Regions from separate parts of the Homo sapiens genome. Here region 1 is linked to region 2. Evidence: read pairs that join two places in POLR2A ChIA-PET (ENCODE). Cell type or tissue: Caco-2. All regions are shown on one strand. Links, peaks and the distances in the headings refer to the core of each region. The heading gives the core; the rest is flanking DNA.

The links. Peaks named below come from ENCODE experiments on the same cell type or tissue, not always from the same donor. Only the 100,000 strongest peaks of a DNase experiment are listed, where the experiment ranks them.
Region 1: POLR2A ChIA-PET joins it to region 2 with 5 read pairs; 2 of 35 experiments call an interaction of 5 or more read pairs at or near these places.

Annotation. Positions count from the first base shown.
Region 1 is chr14:69,965,055-69,973,387 of GRCh38, forward strand. All of the region lies in intron 3 of SMOC1 (SPARC related modular calcium binding 1), which reads left to right. Among named protein-coding and RNA genes, the nearest start is that of SNORD169, 8.9 kb to the right of the region's middle. In Caco-2, for the core only: no CTCF peak of the experiment used is centred there; no DNase peak of the experiment used is centred there.
Region 2 is chr14:69,794,102-69,802,434 of GRCh38, forward strand. It overlaps SLC10A1 (solute carrier family 10 member 1), which reads right to left and starts at 3,140. Exons shown (of 5, transcript NM_003049.4): 1 at 2,699-3,140. The coding sequence starts at 3,054. In Caco-2, for the core only: no CTCF peak of the experiment used is centred there; a DNase peak (open chromatin) is centred at 3,260.

The DNA of each region.
Region 1 (8,333 bases), core at 30-8,029, 170 kb after region 2:
AGCCAGAGATAACAACCAAAGGATGGATAAAAAGATGACTAGGCCGGGTGCAGTAGCGCACGCCTGTAATCCCAGCACTTTGGGAGGCCGAGGTGGGTGAATCACCTGAGGTCAGGAGATCAAGACCAGCCTGGCTAACATGGTGAAACCCCATCTCCACTAAAAACACACAAAAAATTAGCCAGGTGTGGTGGTACATGCCTGTAGTCCCAGCTACTTGGGAGGCTCAGGCAGGAGAATCGCTTGAACCCGGGAGGTGGAGATTGCAGTGAGCCGAGTTGGCGCCACTGCACTCCAGCCTGGGTGACAGAGCAAGACTCTCAAATAATAATAATAATAATAATAATAATAAAAAGATGACCAAAGGGATACCTGAGAGCCAGATCCAAACCTTTGTCTGTGAATGATAATAAGTCTTTTAAGTGTAGTCCCACAGAGCTGACCCAGGATCACTGAGTACAGTATATAAAGAGTAGGATTCTGACTCGAAATAGGGAAGAACTTTTGACAAGTAGAGTAGCTCACAGACAGAATGTCTGACTCAAAGAGGACTTAACTTCCCATCCTGGAAAGTGGGCAATCAGAGACCAAGTGGATATCCATCAGCTGTGCCATGGGGATGGGAGGGAGTGTTCCTACATTGGGAAGGGGGTTCAATTGATCTCTGAGGAGGAAAACACCACTTTTTAGGATTTTATGAAACAAGAGCTAATGTCCAATCAGGTGGCTAGGCACACAGTAGGCCCACAACAGACATTTACTCAGGAAACTTTCAGGCAGAGCCATTAAGACACACGTTTAGGGCTTTTGCCACTGCTCTGTGAGTGCACGTAACATGCTGGGAGGTGACCCGGCAGGTCAGTCAACTAAACTCTTCTGCAAAATTGAAGGGATCAGAATTTTTTTTCATGTCAAAATAGGGAAGAATAATAGGAACTCAGGTGGGAGGTGTGAAGACAGAAAAGTTTTATTAAAAGTGAAGTCAGACAGGAGAACAAGGAAAGGCTCCACTCCTGCAGGCCACTTTTGTCTTCCCCACCAGCCAGCGTTCTCACAGTTCTCATCTGAGTAAATGCTCCTATTTATGAGGGACTTTCTTATTATGTACTTTTTAAACATAAAAATATATTTGATACTTAACCCCCAAGATAGAAATAAAATTAAAGGAACAAGAGGTATCATATTTGCTGTTTACAAAACCTGGACCATTCTAGGCACCAGACAGAGGAACAGGAGTGAAGACAGTGAAGTTTCTTGGGTCCCCGGAGCCCTAACACTCGGGTGTTCCAAATGTCTTTATATGTCCTTTGTGGGGGATGCTGTTCAAACTTTTTGGAAAATACAAAAAATATTCTTCACCATATAATTGGATTGGTGGTCTTAACACTGACAATTAGGTACTAGTTTATAAATCTCCTCCCTACTCTTCAGGAGCAAAAGTTCACCTTACAGCAGGGTTGTGGAATTATGGACCTTCTGGATTAAAGAGGACCTCAGAGACATCTGGTTTATCTTCTTCCTCTACCTACCCCACTCCAATCCAGGGCTCACGCTCCACTTACAGTCTCTACCCAAGTAGTCTTCCACCTTCTGCTTAATTGCTCTCAGAGACAGGAAGCTTATTCTCACAATGAAAAAATCCATAGTGAATTTTGGGACAATTTTTTTGGAAAGTCCTCTTTACCTTGACTTGAGAGCTGTCTTCCTATAACTTCCAAGAGATGACTTCAGTTCTAGCTATGGGAATTATAGAATCCACAGAAAGACTTGAAGATGAGCACCATTATATCCTTGTGAAATCTTCTCTTTCAGCCAACAATTTATTTCCCCTGGCAGAAATCCTTAGTTCTAGCACTCATTCCCATACCATAGGGATTTATATATCTTTCCATCTGGCCTCCTTCTTCTGAGTCTAATTTGCCAAGGCCCTTCTTATAGGGCCTTCCTTATAGCATCCTTCCTCACATTGGACACAAGATTTCAGATGTGGTCATGAGCAGGCTGGGGAAGAACAAGGCCATCTCTTGTTCTAAACACACCACTCCTAACTAATGCCATGTTGGCAGCCATATCACACCATCAACTCATAAAAAATGCAGTTGACAAAGACTCCCATATTTAGGAGGATTTGAAATTGAAGGATTAGCTTCCTTTCCTGCATCTCCTCTTAAATTCTGGCAGATGAGGTAAATACTCTTAAAGGAAAAATTCTTCATTCCCCAACAGGCAATCCTCCCTAGACTTGGCATAAAGTGGGAGACAATGTCTACAGTCAATAAGAATAGCAGTGCTTTCAGGCTATGGCCTAGATTAAGCTTGCCCATCCCATGGCCCGCAGGCCACATGCTGCCCAGGATCGCTTTGAATGAGGCCCAACACAAATTCGTAAACCTTCTTAAAACATTATGAGATTTTTTTTAAGCTCATCAGCTATTGTTAGTGTTAGTGTATTTTATATGTACCCCAAGACAGTTCTTCTTCCAGTGTGGCCCAGGGAAGCCAAAAGATTGGACACCCCTGGCCTAGATCCTCTGCAAAAGGTAGGGGAAAAGGATAAAATCAGCATGTGCTAAGCACATATCCTATATCTACACTGTTTTAGATGCTTTATATATCTTGTTTCATTTTGTCTTCTTAATAATCTTCAAGGTGGTACCATGAATCCTGTTTCATAGATAGGCTCAGAGAGGTTAAGTGACTTTGCTGAAGTCACACAGCTAGTAGTGGAGATGGTATTTACACTGAGGTCTTTTTGTCTCCAAAACCATGTTTTCCCTTCTACTCCTGTTGCTTCTCAGCCAAACCTGACTAAAGATGAGGAGAAGATGTGTGCGATAACCTATTCCAAACTGAGGAAAGGACAGCTCATGCTAGACAGACCAAAAGAATTACACCATCCCTTCCTTCTCTCCCCCTTAACCACTTCTCACTGCAGTCAAACTCTTGTCCATGTGTGAAATCACCCAGAAGATTTAATACTGCAGTCACTAGATTCATGCATTAAAATACCATGTCATTAAAACATTGGGAATATAAAAGCTTTGGAAACAAATAGGGTCACAAGGCCCCTTGTTCCCAAACTCTCACGTAGAAAACTACTTGTTTCTTGAGTATTTCATGATAAATGCCAGAAAGAGGGTGGGATGCTCCTTTGACACAGTGGCTCATGAAGTGTGGTCCCTGGACCCAGCGGCAAGAGCATTGCCAGAGAACCTGTTAGAAATGCAAATGCTCCAGATGACTCCAGACTCAATGAATGCAGAAGCTCTGTGGGTGAGGCCCAGCAATGTTTTCATAAGCCCTCCAGATGACTCTCATCCATACCCAATAAACAATCTTCTCCCTCAGATTCTGATGGAGAGAGATGTTCTTGGGGGTGGGGACATAAGTGGCCATCTCAGGTGATCAGTCTTCCAGCCAGAGCCCATGGCACCCATGGAAAACCACAACTGCTCAGACATCCTACAGGGAATGCAGCCAAAAGGAAAACAGAGCAGCTGAAAATACTGCTCTGACATGAAGCCATCAGTAGGACCAACAGCAAGATGTTTAAATTTCACTGTGCATTAGCTTAATCCAAAAACCCTGCTATCCGATTTGGAGTAATGGGCAGGTTAAAAAGAAAAAACAGTCTCATACTCTCACTGCCAAAAGAGAGTTAGAAAAATACTCACATTCTTTTTACTTGTAGTTTAACCTTTTTCCACTAGGAAATGTTCATATACATGACAGCAGTCCTTTCATTACATGTTTTGTAGCTGCTACCAGGCATGCTGAATCAAGCCTGTCCCATTGCATATGGTTCATGATTTCTATTTTGCAAAAGAAGCACAAAGAGACAGATGGGGAGAAATGAAGCCACAGGGTGAGAAGGCACTGTGCCTTCCATGGGATCCCAGTTGTCCTTGAAGTTCTGAGGCAATTCAGGATGGATTTCTTAGCAAATACATAGCTTGACAAAGCATTACAAAAAGAGAGGAGGGGTTGTCATCGGAAGGAAATTATTTCAAGCATAGTGAACTGAGAGCCTGATATCTAGACTGCAAAAAAGTAGGATGGGACAAAGTGAAAAAATACAGCAAGGCCTTGTAATTCATTATACTGCTTTTTCCCTTGACCCCAAGCACATTTCAGAGAACACTTGTCCTGTCCAATGCTCCCTGTGTAAAAGTTAGGGGAGGGTCCCTGCATTTGTCCATTCTTGCGTTGCTATAAAGAAATACTGGAGACTGGGTAATTTATAAAGAAAAGGGGTTTAATTGGCTCACAGTTCTGCAGGCTGTACAGGAAGCATGATGCTGGCATCTACTCCGCTTCTGGAAAGGCCTCAGGAAACTTACAATCATGGCGGAAGGGGAAGGGGAAGCAGGCAAATCACATGGCCAGAGCAGGAGCAGGAGCAGGAACAGGAGAGAGGGAGGGGAGGTGCCACACACTTTTAAACGACCAGATCTCACAAGAACTCACCCGCTGTCGTGAAAACCAAGGAGATGGTGCTAAACATTCATGAGAAACCCAGCCCGATGGTCCAGTCACCTCCCAACAGGCCCCACCTCCCACGCTGGGGATTACATTTCAACATGAGATTTGGATGGGGACATGCATCCAAACTGTATCAGTCCCCTAGTTTAATAAGTTTAGGAATTGCTGCAAATGGTATCTTCCTCTTAGGGATAAATCATTAATTGATGTAAAGCTAGGAGAAGTTCTGCAGTAAAGAAATCTTTTAACTTTGTTTAACCCAATATTTCCAAAGTTATTTGGCCAGAGGACACCTTTATCCCTCATTATTTCTATTCACACCTCACAGAACACAAGCTGCATTCATTCATCAGTGTATCAAATTGGAGAGAACAGCAGCCTCACATTTCTGGAGAAAAGAGAAGAAAGTGGGCACCTGCAGAGAGACTGGTTTCCTCTCTGGTTTCCTAGGAAAGCAAGGGTGATTGGTAGGAGAGTGAAAGAAGAAGCAACAAAGAAGCGAGTCTGGGAGGTGAGGCCTCACCCCTGCCATAGAAACCACCAGAGAACATCCCAGGGGAAGCAGGGCAGCCCGCAGCAGGTGGAGGCGCCAATGCTACTCCAGAAAAGGCCTCTCATTGAAACGGGAGCAGAAGACTCTCTTCCAGCTGCTTCCCTGGTGGGCATATTTACATGACCCCAAAGAGTTCTATTTTCCAGAAAATTACAAGGCTCAAAGAGACTCAGTCGCTTCCTGTCTCTTCCTCCTTCCTTGAGGTCTGAGAGCTTTCCATCTGCCGGGACAAGGTACTGGGAGCCAACTACTACTCTGTCTCTGGGCCTCAGTTTCCTCATTTTTGAAGTGTTTGGGTTAGATTGGTGACCTCTAAGGCTTTTTCCAGTCCATCAGTTCTGAAATTTTATGATTGCTTGGATATTGGGATTCCAATGTCCTGTGCTGTTATTAACTAGCTTTGAACAAATAACTTCTGCTCTCTGTACCTCTCCTATAAAAGATTTGCACACAGGGTGGCTTTGAGGCCCAAGTGAGATAATGCATAGACCTTTGATGGTGACTGAGAAGCCATCATGAAAGTGGAAGGTGGTATTTTTTGCGTTGGACATGGCACCTGCGGGTGATAGTTGTCTATATGTGTTGTTCATCTGTCGGCCCCATTTCTCTCTTTGCTTTCTTCCCCTTTGCTCCCTGACTTGCTTTACCCCCAGGAGCTGAGGTTTCTCTGCTCATCGGTTGCTCACCTGCCTTGTTGGGAGTGGTAGCCTGCCACATCCTTCCAGGTGTTCAGAATTTGGGCTAATGTTGAAGATTAGCAGGATTAAAATAATTCAGATCTGTCTTTATCTGGATGGGGGTTGGCCTGAAATATACCACTAGGCTGTTTATGTAAAGGGCTTCTTGCCAAAAATATTAAAGTGTATGAGGCAGAGATGAAACTTACTTATCTAGGAACACACTGCCTTAAAGGACCTTTGAGACCCCTAGTTACATTCTTTTTTTTGGAGACGGAATCTCACTTTATTGCCCAGGCTAGAGTGCAGGGGTGTGATCTTGGCTCACTGGAACCTCCAACTCGTGGCTTCAAGCAATTATCCTGCTTCGGCCTCCCGAGTAGCTGGGATTACAGGCATCTGCCACCACGCCTACTAATTTTTGTATTTTTAGTAGAGACGGGGTTTCACCATGTTGGCCAGGCTGGTCTCGAACTCCTGATCTCCAGTGATCTGCCTGCCTCGGCCTCCCAAAGTGCTGGAATTACAGGCATGAGCCACCGCACCTGGCCCCGCTCCCCCTGGTTACATTCTACAGTACAGTTGCAATATAAGCAGAAGGTAACCTCACTTAGGTTGATGAGTAAACACTTTTTGTCCCTTAAGGAGGAGCCATCTGTTGACACTTCAGCCTTCCTAGGATGCTTCGGAGTGGGATAGGAGCAGATTTCACTGTTTGTATCTGTACCTTTTGGGCCAGAACAACCATGAGTTTTGAGAACTGCACAGGGAGATATTTGAAATAGCCAATTGCCTCATGGATCCTCTTGGCCCTGGGTTTTCTGAGATTAAGTCTAAAAGTTGACCAACTTGAGGCTCTTAGGGAAAAAGGAAGGGTATTACTTATTAATTTAAAAGGATAAATCTGCAAGGGAGGAAGCTAAGCCAGGTAGAGTTTACATCTTGATCATGTATATAGAAACCATCAATTCAAAGAATTTACACCCTGATCGCTTTTCTGCAAGAAACGTTTCTCTCCTCTGCTGGCAATAGAACTATTTCTATGTGAAAACAAACATCTCCTTCTTCCACCCAAACCTTTGCAAACGTTTTGCTGACTTTAGACTGCCACTTCCCCTCAGGCTGCTCAGAATAGGATGTTCTTTTGTCCTCATCAGATAATCTGGCTCTGGCATTTTTGAGTGTACAGATAGTTTGCTAAAATATAACACAATGATAATAAAAATAAATAGCTGAAAGTTAACTGGGCACTTACCCTGTGAGCTAAGTGTTTTATTTACATTATCAAATTGAATTCTCTTAACAACTAAGATAAGTATTATTGTCATGATTATCTTCCCTTTTTAAAAAGATACAGACAGACCGAGGCTTAGTGTGATTGAAAAGCTTTTCAAGGCTGCAGAAGGAGTTAAGTGGCGGAGCTGGGAGGTGCTGGAAGGCCGGCTGCAGACTGTCTCCATGTAACTTCTTTTTCTGCAAGAAGTCACCTTGAAAACTCCCTAGACAACTTAGAAACAACCTCTCATTGTGGAATCATGGGCTGATTCACTCGGGGCTCCTTCAGCTAAGAGCTTGTGCTCGGCCACTTCCCTCAGCTCCTGGATCTGAGACCTTGCTCGGGTCTTCTGTGCCACCCTTTGCCCATGGCTGTCCCCACACCTGCGGCACACCTGGGGTAGGTGTGCCATTATTGTATACCCCCGCCCTCACAGGCACATGGCAACAATTCCTCATTTGATTTCAGTTTTATAGGACTTGGAAGGAGCTCCCAGCCTGGGATTTTGTAATCTGGGCTCTCTACTTTGGAGCCTGGACTGAGAAAAATGCTGAGGGCTCTGGGGAGAAAGGAGCTGTGTTTGGGCCTCTGGGCCAGCCGGGAGCTGGGAGACAGTGTTCATGTGCCCACTGGGATACAATGGGCACACTCAGTGAGAATGTGGCCCTTGGGACCCTCTGAGCCCACAGGTCAGATTATATCCCCAGAAACAAAGCTTTGGGCTTAGCCTCTTACTCATGAATTTGCTTCTGTCCCCACTAGCCTTTGCTGGCACTCTGTGCATGCTTGAGAGGAGGCAGCTTTTGAACCAGCCCGTTCTCTGCAGCCTGCTTAACTGCAGTGCCTGGCTCCCGCAGCACAGCACTGGGCCAGAGACACAGCCTCGGGCGATGGACTTGAGGGCACAGTCCTCATGGAGACAGAGGCCTACCTTGGCCATGGGAGTCAAGGGCCCTGGGAGTGAGTCAGCGTGGCCATTCAGCTCCTGGGACATGTTTCCCCAGAGGTGATTATTGACCAAGGAGGAGAGAGCAGCCTGCCAGGCTCCATTAAATTGCTGCCACTGGCAAGGAACTGTCTTTAGGAAATATCCCCTCTAGGGTGGATGGAGTCTGAAGGGATCAACTCCACATTTCCAGCAGCATTTCCCACCCAAGTCTGTGGAGGTTACTAGAGGAGATCTGGCCCTGGAAAAGGCCAGCTTGCCAGGCATTTCTGGCATCGCTGAGAACAATTCTCACCACCGCCACTCCATATCCAGCCTTCGCTGGGTGCCAGACAATGGACTTCCTTACCTTCAGGTTTCACGTTGTTATCCCCATTTTATAGATGGGCTCAAAGAGCT
Region 2 (8,333 bases), core at 176-8,175:
ATCTGTGTCTTACAATTCCTTCCAGTTCTAAATGGGATGTAGAGTATTGTGCTTATCTCAAACTGGGGCCTTTGGGCTACAGCTGGCCCTTTGACATGTATTGTTTGGTTTGCACATTTAAAAAAATGGAATGAGTTGCTGATTTCACATAAAATGGATATTTTACCTTCTTTTGAAAAGTGGGAAGCTCTGGCTCCCACACAATACTTGCTGCTGAGACACGGGTGTCTGCCCATGCCTTTGAGGCTGTCTGGCCATTTTGTTTGTGGAAATGCTGACCTGGAAGATATTTCAGTAAAAGCACAGGTTCCGGAGCCACCCAGACCTGGAGCCAATGTATTGACCTCTCTAAGATTCAGTTTCCTTACCTCTAAATGCTACTTGTTACATGCTGTCCCCCAGGGTGCTGTAGGAGGATCACATATACTTATCCAGGTAAGGTGTTTAGCACTGTGCCTGGCTGTTTCTTATAATCGTTGTCATTATTATAATGCATGTAACAAGTTGTCCCAAATTGGAATGGGATTTGAAGTCTGGCAGCACATGAAGGTAGATGACCAGATTCCCATTCCGACAGTGGGATCTGAGACATGGTTTAATGTGCATGGGAGGGTTGTTTGTTGGGAAGGAGTTTTATGGCAGAAGGTGGCTGTCCCAGCAGAGCTTATCTCTTGTGGGGGTCTAGGTAAAAATGACAGTCATCAGGGGTCTGGACAAGGAGGTTGAGCAGGAGAGCATGAGGGGTCATGTTCTTGAGTCACCAGAGGCTCTGCCTGGGTGGGGCCTAGAGCCACAGCAATGTAGGCATTGTGGCAGAGGCCTCAATAGTGGCCACTGGCGATGGGGCTGGGACATCTGGCCACTCACACTTAAAAGCACAGTTGCCTTCCACGTCCCCTGCTCTGCTTCTTCCACAGAAACACAAAGCCCTCAGAGTACCCCTTCGCAGGCCCCTGACTTCTGCATCCCTCATACACCAAAATTCAGATATACTCTAGGATTCTTGGGACACACAGGCTGCCATGAGCCTTGTCCAGAAGCCAGATCCAAGACCAAGGGCTTGCTTTGTAGCAGAGAGGATGTGGATTAGACAGAGGAAAGCATTTTCTCACAGTGAGGTAGTTGAACATTGAAATACCTTTCCGTGGGTGATGGCACAAGCCAAATGCCCTCTTTGTGCCTCTCTTCCCATTGACTACTAAAGTGAGGGCTGAATCATATGGAAAAAGAGCCCAGAGCTTCTCAGATGGCAGATCCTGTTAAACCCCAACTCTCATTCACTCTCACTTTTTTATTTCCTTTTTTTTTTTTTTTTTGAGAGAGAGACAGGGTCTCACTCTGTTGCCCAGGCTGGAGTGCAGTGGTGTGATCATGACTCACTGTAGCCTTGAACTCGTAGGCTCAAAGATCCTCTCATCTCAGCCTCCCAAGTAGCTGGGACTACAGGCATGTGCCACTATGCCTGGCTAATTAAATATATATGTATATATTTGTAGACACAGGGTTTTGCTATGTTGCCCAGGTTGGTCTTAAACTCCTGGTCTCAAGTGATCTTCCTGCCTTGGCCTCCCAAAGTGCTGGGATTATAGGTGTGAGCCACCGTGCCCAGCCATTCTCACTTTTTTCATTTAAAAAATCTGTCCCAGTGTCATTTTGCATCACTAGGAGGGGCTTCTTGACTGGGTTAGTTTTCCTAGGAAAGTTTGGCTAGGAGTAGGGTGCTGACAGACACAAGCAGATGGACTTTCTGGGTTCTGCTGCTATACCTGGCATTGAATAGCGTCTCCACGGAGGACTAAACCAGGGGGGACTGGCTTGAGACTGAGGTTTCACTGAAAGCAAGAGCTTCTGCTAGTGAGTTTTCTTTAGCTTCAGCACAGGCTGCTGGAGCTGGAGCAGGTCTGAAGTAGCTCCTCTGGCAGATGTTCAAGACTAGAGTCTCCCCAGTTTGGAAGGATGAGCATCAACCAGCCCCTGTGTGCTGCGTCTCCAGGAGCGAGCCCTTGCTGATTTCTGCTTATAATGCTTTGGGCAGGGGGTTAGGGGGTGCTGCTGTCTTCCCCTTATCAGGGTGGCTGAGATGGGGCTGGCCTATCTGGAGTGGGTGCTGGGAAACTCTAGGATCTCCCTGGTTGTGCCTTTGCATGGAAATGTCATTGCATCTGATGGGGAATGAGGGACTTTAAAGAGAAAACATCTTAGATGACCAGGTAATTGGGAGGACCTTTTGGAAATTCTTGCCCGCTTTGCAGGAATTTGAGGTGCTCATTTGGTTCCAAGTCACCTTGATCTCCCTGATGATGTTTGGAACGAATCACACTACCTTTTAAATCTCTGGGCTCAAAGCAGGCAACTTGTCCACTGTTGTAGGTGGATGCAGTTCTCCAGAGGTTCCTTTGGCTTTAATCAGTGCTCCTTTAAGACAATCCTTGAGACACCTCTGGAAGCAAGGAGATCACCACGAGCTTCCTGGACCAGTATGGTCCCTTTGGCTTGGTGCCTAAACCAGACGTACCCCAACTCCTGCCCCCATCCCAGCATAAGCTCTTGGCAATAAATGCCAGACTTCCCCTGCCCTAGCCTCCACCCAGCCTGCATTCACTCCTTTTCCTGGCTTTAGCCCAGCTCTTCCCCTCAATTGTGACATATCTAATGTAGCTCCTGTCCCAGGCTGTTCCCTCCTCACCCCCAGGCCTACCTGAGGTTCATGTCCCCCTTCATGGCCAGACTGAAGACATTGGACAGGTTCCCTCCAGGTGAGCAGCCACAGACCAAGATGGCCAGTGCCTCAATGTTCTTCAGCCGGAAGACCTTGCCCAGCACAAAGGCCGTGAGGGGCATGATGCCATACTGTGCCACCAGGGCGATGGCCAGCCCTTTAGGCTTCCATAAGTGAGCCTTGATCTTGCTGAACTCCATGGTGCAGCCCAGCGAGAGCATGATGAAGAACAACATGAACACCAGGATGACGCTCAGTGCCAGGTCTGTGGGGCGCTTGCCAAAGTTGGGTGGCAGGGTGAAGTTGAATGGGGCAGACGCGTTGTGGGCCTCCATCCTCCTGTGAGGCAGTGGAAGACCACTCCTTGTTCTCCGGCTGACTCCGTTTCTTGTGCAGTTCTTGCTGGATGCCTTCTTTAATCACCTCTCAGGACAGAGAGTTTCTGGACAAAAGCTCTGGGCAAATAGAAGGGTTATGCAACTATCTGAGCTATTTCTCTGGCTGTCGCCCCAAAGAGGAACAGCCCAGAACCTTATCTGCCTGCCCTAGCTCTCCCAAGCTCCCTGACCTCTGCTGGATTCCTGGGTGCTACTTGTACTCCTCCCTTGTCACTTTGCTGCTTCTGGGCTTATTTCTCCCCTTTGCCCTCCACTGAGTGTGCCTCATGGGCATTCATTCAGTTACTGGGGACCTGCCCAGGGCCCACCTGAATCTAGGTCCAGCCCATCTCCTTCCCTGCAGCTCCTTTTCCCAGCTCCGCTCTTGATTCCTTAGTTTCTTGGTTGGGGGAAGGTGCCCTCCCCATGTCCAGTGGGTTATCATTTGTCCCCAGAACCCATGAGAGTGAAAGGAGCTGGGTGTTGCCTTTGGTTCCTAGATACAGGTAGCATAGTCCAAGGGGGTGTGGGACAGGCAATGTCACTGGCCTCCAGGAGGGGATGTGTCCATGACCCTTTTCCTGGGAGCTGAGAGGATGCCAGTATCCTCCCTGCCTGTTCTGGGGAAATGTTTGTTTTATCCCCAAACTGGGACTGTATGAGTCCCAGGGAGGAATACTGGTGGTGGCTGCTCCACACTACCTGGAATGCTTACCATCAGAGGGAATAACCAGCTGGGATGGTGGGTGGGCTCTCAGGAAGCTTGGAGGCTCTTTCCCCGAAAAGCAACCTGAGAGAACCCTGGCTGTGGAGATTGCTTTGTGCCCGAGGAGGCCCATTGCTTGCAAAACTTGCTGAGAAGGAAGCAGGAATGCAGTCTTTTCTTCCTGACTTCCTGATTGCTTTACTTTTGCACTGGGCCTGTGTGTTTCAGGCTGGGAGCCAGGCTTGGGGCGTGGAGCAGAAGCAGAGAGAGGTGGGCATGCCAGGGGCGGGGCCACCTAGTGTGTGAGGTTATCCTAGGCCTTGCTCTTTCCATCTATCCCCACTGCAGAGGTGGGACAAGGGAGGAGGGGTCTCCTTCAGAAACACAATTGCTTCTTGGCTTGGTTGGAACCTAGGAGGCCTGGGTGGGGTCTGAAACAGGTGATTAGGCTTTGTATGTAGGACTCCAGAGGGCAGAATAGGGACCAGGGTGTGAACCACTGTTGGGTGGAGGTGGGGACAGATTTTGGCTTGGTGCAAGGAACCACCTGAAAATGAGAGCTCTCCAAGAATGGCCTTGAGGCCTCTGGAATCCTGCTTGGATAAGGGTTGGATGGCAGGATCCATACATATTGCATCATATCCATGAAAAGGCTGCTCCCTGGGCTTGCGCGGTGGGCAGCCTGCGGGGCCGTATACTGTGGCCCTGGGTGACATGAACTTGAAGCCTCTTTTCCTTTGAGAGTCTCTGCTAATGATTTCCTGGTGCTTGAGTTGGGCTGGTATCAAAGGGAGGGCAGGCAGAGGACTGGGCACTGGATGTGATGCCTGGACTGAGCGTTCCCACAGGGTAGGGTTGAGTCTCAGAGGAGGCTGCTTCCTCTCCCTGGGGCTAATCAGAAGGGAACAGAGTTGCTAGGGGAGAATTATTGATCACTAACTGAGTACCAGGCACCATGGGAGGCAAAAAAAATAAAAATAAATAAATAAAAAAAACTATATAATTCATGTTCCTGTTCTCAGGGACCTGATGGTCTGTACAAGACCACAGATGGCCAGATGGTACACAATGCAATATGGAAGCACGTGAGGGTGGAGGCCATGCAGGGCTGCCAGGTACACCTGTTCAGGTTGGGCACTACACAATGCTAGGGACGCCACTCTACAGATGTCTTGTGCAACCGTACATGAGGCCTTGAAGTCAAAGGGAGACGTTAGGTTTTTACACATTTGCCTGATGCCAAAGGGTGAGGAGGAATTGACCAATATCTGTTAAAGATCAGGGTCTGGGCATGTGTCTATTGTGCACATCCAAAGAGAAGAAGAGTTCCTATGAACACATTTGTAACCTGGATTCTAAACCACGTAGTCTCTATCAACTCTTCCTCCTCACCTCTTCTCAGGAACCCAAAATCCTTCCACCTCCTACTGTGAGTTTTTCCCTTTGAGAAAACAGTTTCTTGCCCTGGCTGCCCCTCCTCCCACTCCTTCCCATTCCCTCTGTTCCTAGCAATGTGACTTTGCAGAGAATGGAAAAATCTCTTCCAGGAACCTGACACCCTCCATTCTTTTCCCCATATCCCCTCAGAATCTACTCTAATTTAATACAATTTTGGAAACAGGAAGATCTTTTTGTGTTATGTTAATGATACCTGAGAGTTGTTGAGCACATGCTGTGTGATGGATGCTGTGATTTAAATTACATTTCTTTTTAACTTTTATTTTAGATTTAGGGGTACATGTACAGGTTTGTTGTTACAGACAAACTTGTGTTATGGGGGTTTGGTGCACGGACCACTTTGTCACCCAGGTACTAAACATAGTACCTGATAGTTCTGATAGTTATTTTTCCTGATTCTCTCCCTTCTTCCACCCTCCTCCCTCAAGTAGGCCCCAGTGTCTGTTGTTCCCTTCTTCGTGCCCATTAGTTCTCATTATTTAACTCCCACTTATCAGTGGGAACATGCAGTATTTGGTTTTCTGTTCCTGCATTAGTTTGCTAAGAATATTGGCCTCCAGCTCCATCTGTGTTCCTGCAGAGAACATGATCTCATTCTTTTTTACGGCTGTATAGATTCCATGATGTATATGTACCACATTTTCTTTATCCAGCCTACTGTTGATGGGCATTTAGGTTGATTCTATGTCTTTGCTATTGTGAATAGTGCTGCAATGAACACACGTGTGCATGTGTCTTTATGGTAGAATGACTTATATTCCTTTGGGTATATACCCAGTAATGAGATTGCTGAGTTGAATGGTAGTTCTGTTTTTAGTTCTTTGAAAAATTGCCACACTATTTTCCACAATGGTTTAACTAATTTACCCTCCCACCAGCAGTGTATAAGTGTTCCCTTTACCTTGAATGTAAATGGGCTAAATGCCCCAAATAAAAGGCACAGAGTGGCAAGCTGGATAAAGAAGCAAGGCCGAACAGCATGCTGTCTTCAAGAGACCCATTTAACATGCAATGACACCCATAGGCTTAAAATAAAGGGATGGAGAAAAATCTACCAAGCAAATGGAAATCAGAAAAAAGCAGGGGTTGCAATCCTAATTTTAGACGAAGCAGACTATAAGCCAACAAAGATGAAAAAAGACAAAGAAGGGCATTACATCATGGTGAAGGGTTCAAATCAACAAAAAGGCCTAACTGTCCTAAATATAGATGCACCAACCGCAGGAGTACCCAGATTCATAAAGCAAGTTCTTTTTAAAAAATAAATAATTGAAATTTATTTTTTATAATTCTGGAGGCTGGAAAGTCTAAGATCAAGGTGCTGGCAGATTCAGTATCTGATGAGGGCTGCTCTCTGCAGATAATGCCTTGTTGCTGCATCCTCCAGAGGGGGTGAATGCATAAAGCAAGTTCTGAGAGACCCATGAAGAGACTTAGACTCCCACACAATAACAGAGGGAGACTTCAACACCCCACTGACAGTATTAGACAGATCATCAAGGCAAGACGAATCATCAAAGCAAAGATACTCAGGACCTGAACTCAACACTTGACTGAATGGACCTAGTAGACATCTATAGAACTCTCCACCCCAAAACAACAGAATATACATTCTTCTCATTGCCACATGGCACATTCACTAAAATCAACCAAAGAATTGGACATAAAGCAATTCATAGCCAATGCAAAAAACAAAAATAAAATTATACCAATCACACCCTTGGACAACAAAGCAATAAAAATAGAATTGAGTACAAAGAAAATTGCTCAAAACCATACATTTACATGGAAATTAAACAGCCTCCTCGTGAATGACTTTTGGGCAAATAAATTAAGGGAGAAATCAATAAGTTATTTGAAACTAATGAGAACAAAGATACAGCATACCAGAATCTCTGGGATACAGCTAAGGCAGTGTTAAGAGGGAAATGTATAGCACTAAATGCCCACGTTTTTATTTAGTCTTCACAATAGCCTTATGAGATAAGATGCTATTGCTATCCTTATTTTATAGGTTAGGAAAAGGCTTAGAGTGGTTAAATAATCTGCCCAATTTGCATGGCTAGTGAGTGGTACAATTGGTATTCATGCCCAGCCTGGTTCCGGGCCCCAGCTGCTCTTCTGACCTGCTCCTTCTTTTGCCTCATCCTGTCTCCCGAGTTAGCCTGCTTTTTGAGACCTGAAAGCTTTGACTGGAAAAGATCCTGTGATTGCATATTTTTTCCAAACTGGCCTAGACTTGTTCTTTCACAGGCTGGATGTAGCAAGCAACACAACAAACACAACATCCAAACAATCATGGGGGGGTAGTGGTGGCTGTGTAAATTTTACTTAAGGGACATTTTAATTTCATCTCTGGCAAAAGTCAGCTATTTTCCCAGATTCTGAAGTGGCATAAAAAGCCTTCAGTCAGCCATTGCTCTTGACAGTAGAATTCTACTTGTAGAAAATTATCCTATAGAGATAATTGCTTGAGGATCTACGTAAAGAGATTTTCACTGCAGCATTGCTTTGTAATAGTGAACTATTGGAAATAACCTAAATATCTATTAGTAGGTGATTGGTTATGGCCCATTTAAAAGAATGTAGCCATTAAAAAATATGGTAGTGACTTATGGTATAAATGTGGCTGTAGAGGCTGGACATGGTGGCTCATGCCTGTAATCCCAGCACTTTGGGAGGCTGAGGCAGGAGGATTGCTTGAGTCCAGGAGTTCCAGACCAGCCTGGGCAACATAATAAGACCTAGTCTCTACACAGAATAAAAAATTAGCGAGGTGTGGTGGCAGGCACCTATATCCCCAGCTACTTAAAAGGCTGAGGCAAGAGGATCGCTTGAGCCTAGGAGTTTGAGAGGTCAGGGCTGCAGTGAGCTATGATTGCGCACTGCACTCTAGGCTGGGCGACAGAGTGAACCTTGAGGCTAAAAAGAAAAAGAAAAAAAGGGCTGGATGGCTGGGCTCGGGCTCATGCCTGTAATTCCAGCATTTTGAGAGGCTGAGGTGGGAGGATCACACAAGCTCAGGAGTTTGAAACCAGCCTGGGCAACATAGTGAGGGCTTGTCCCTACAAAA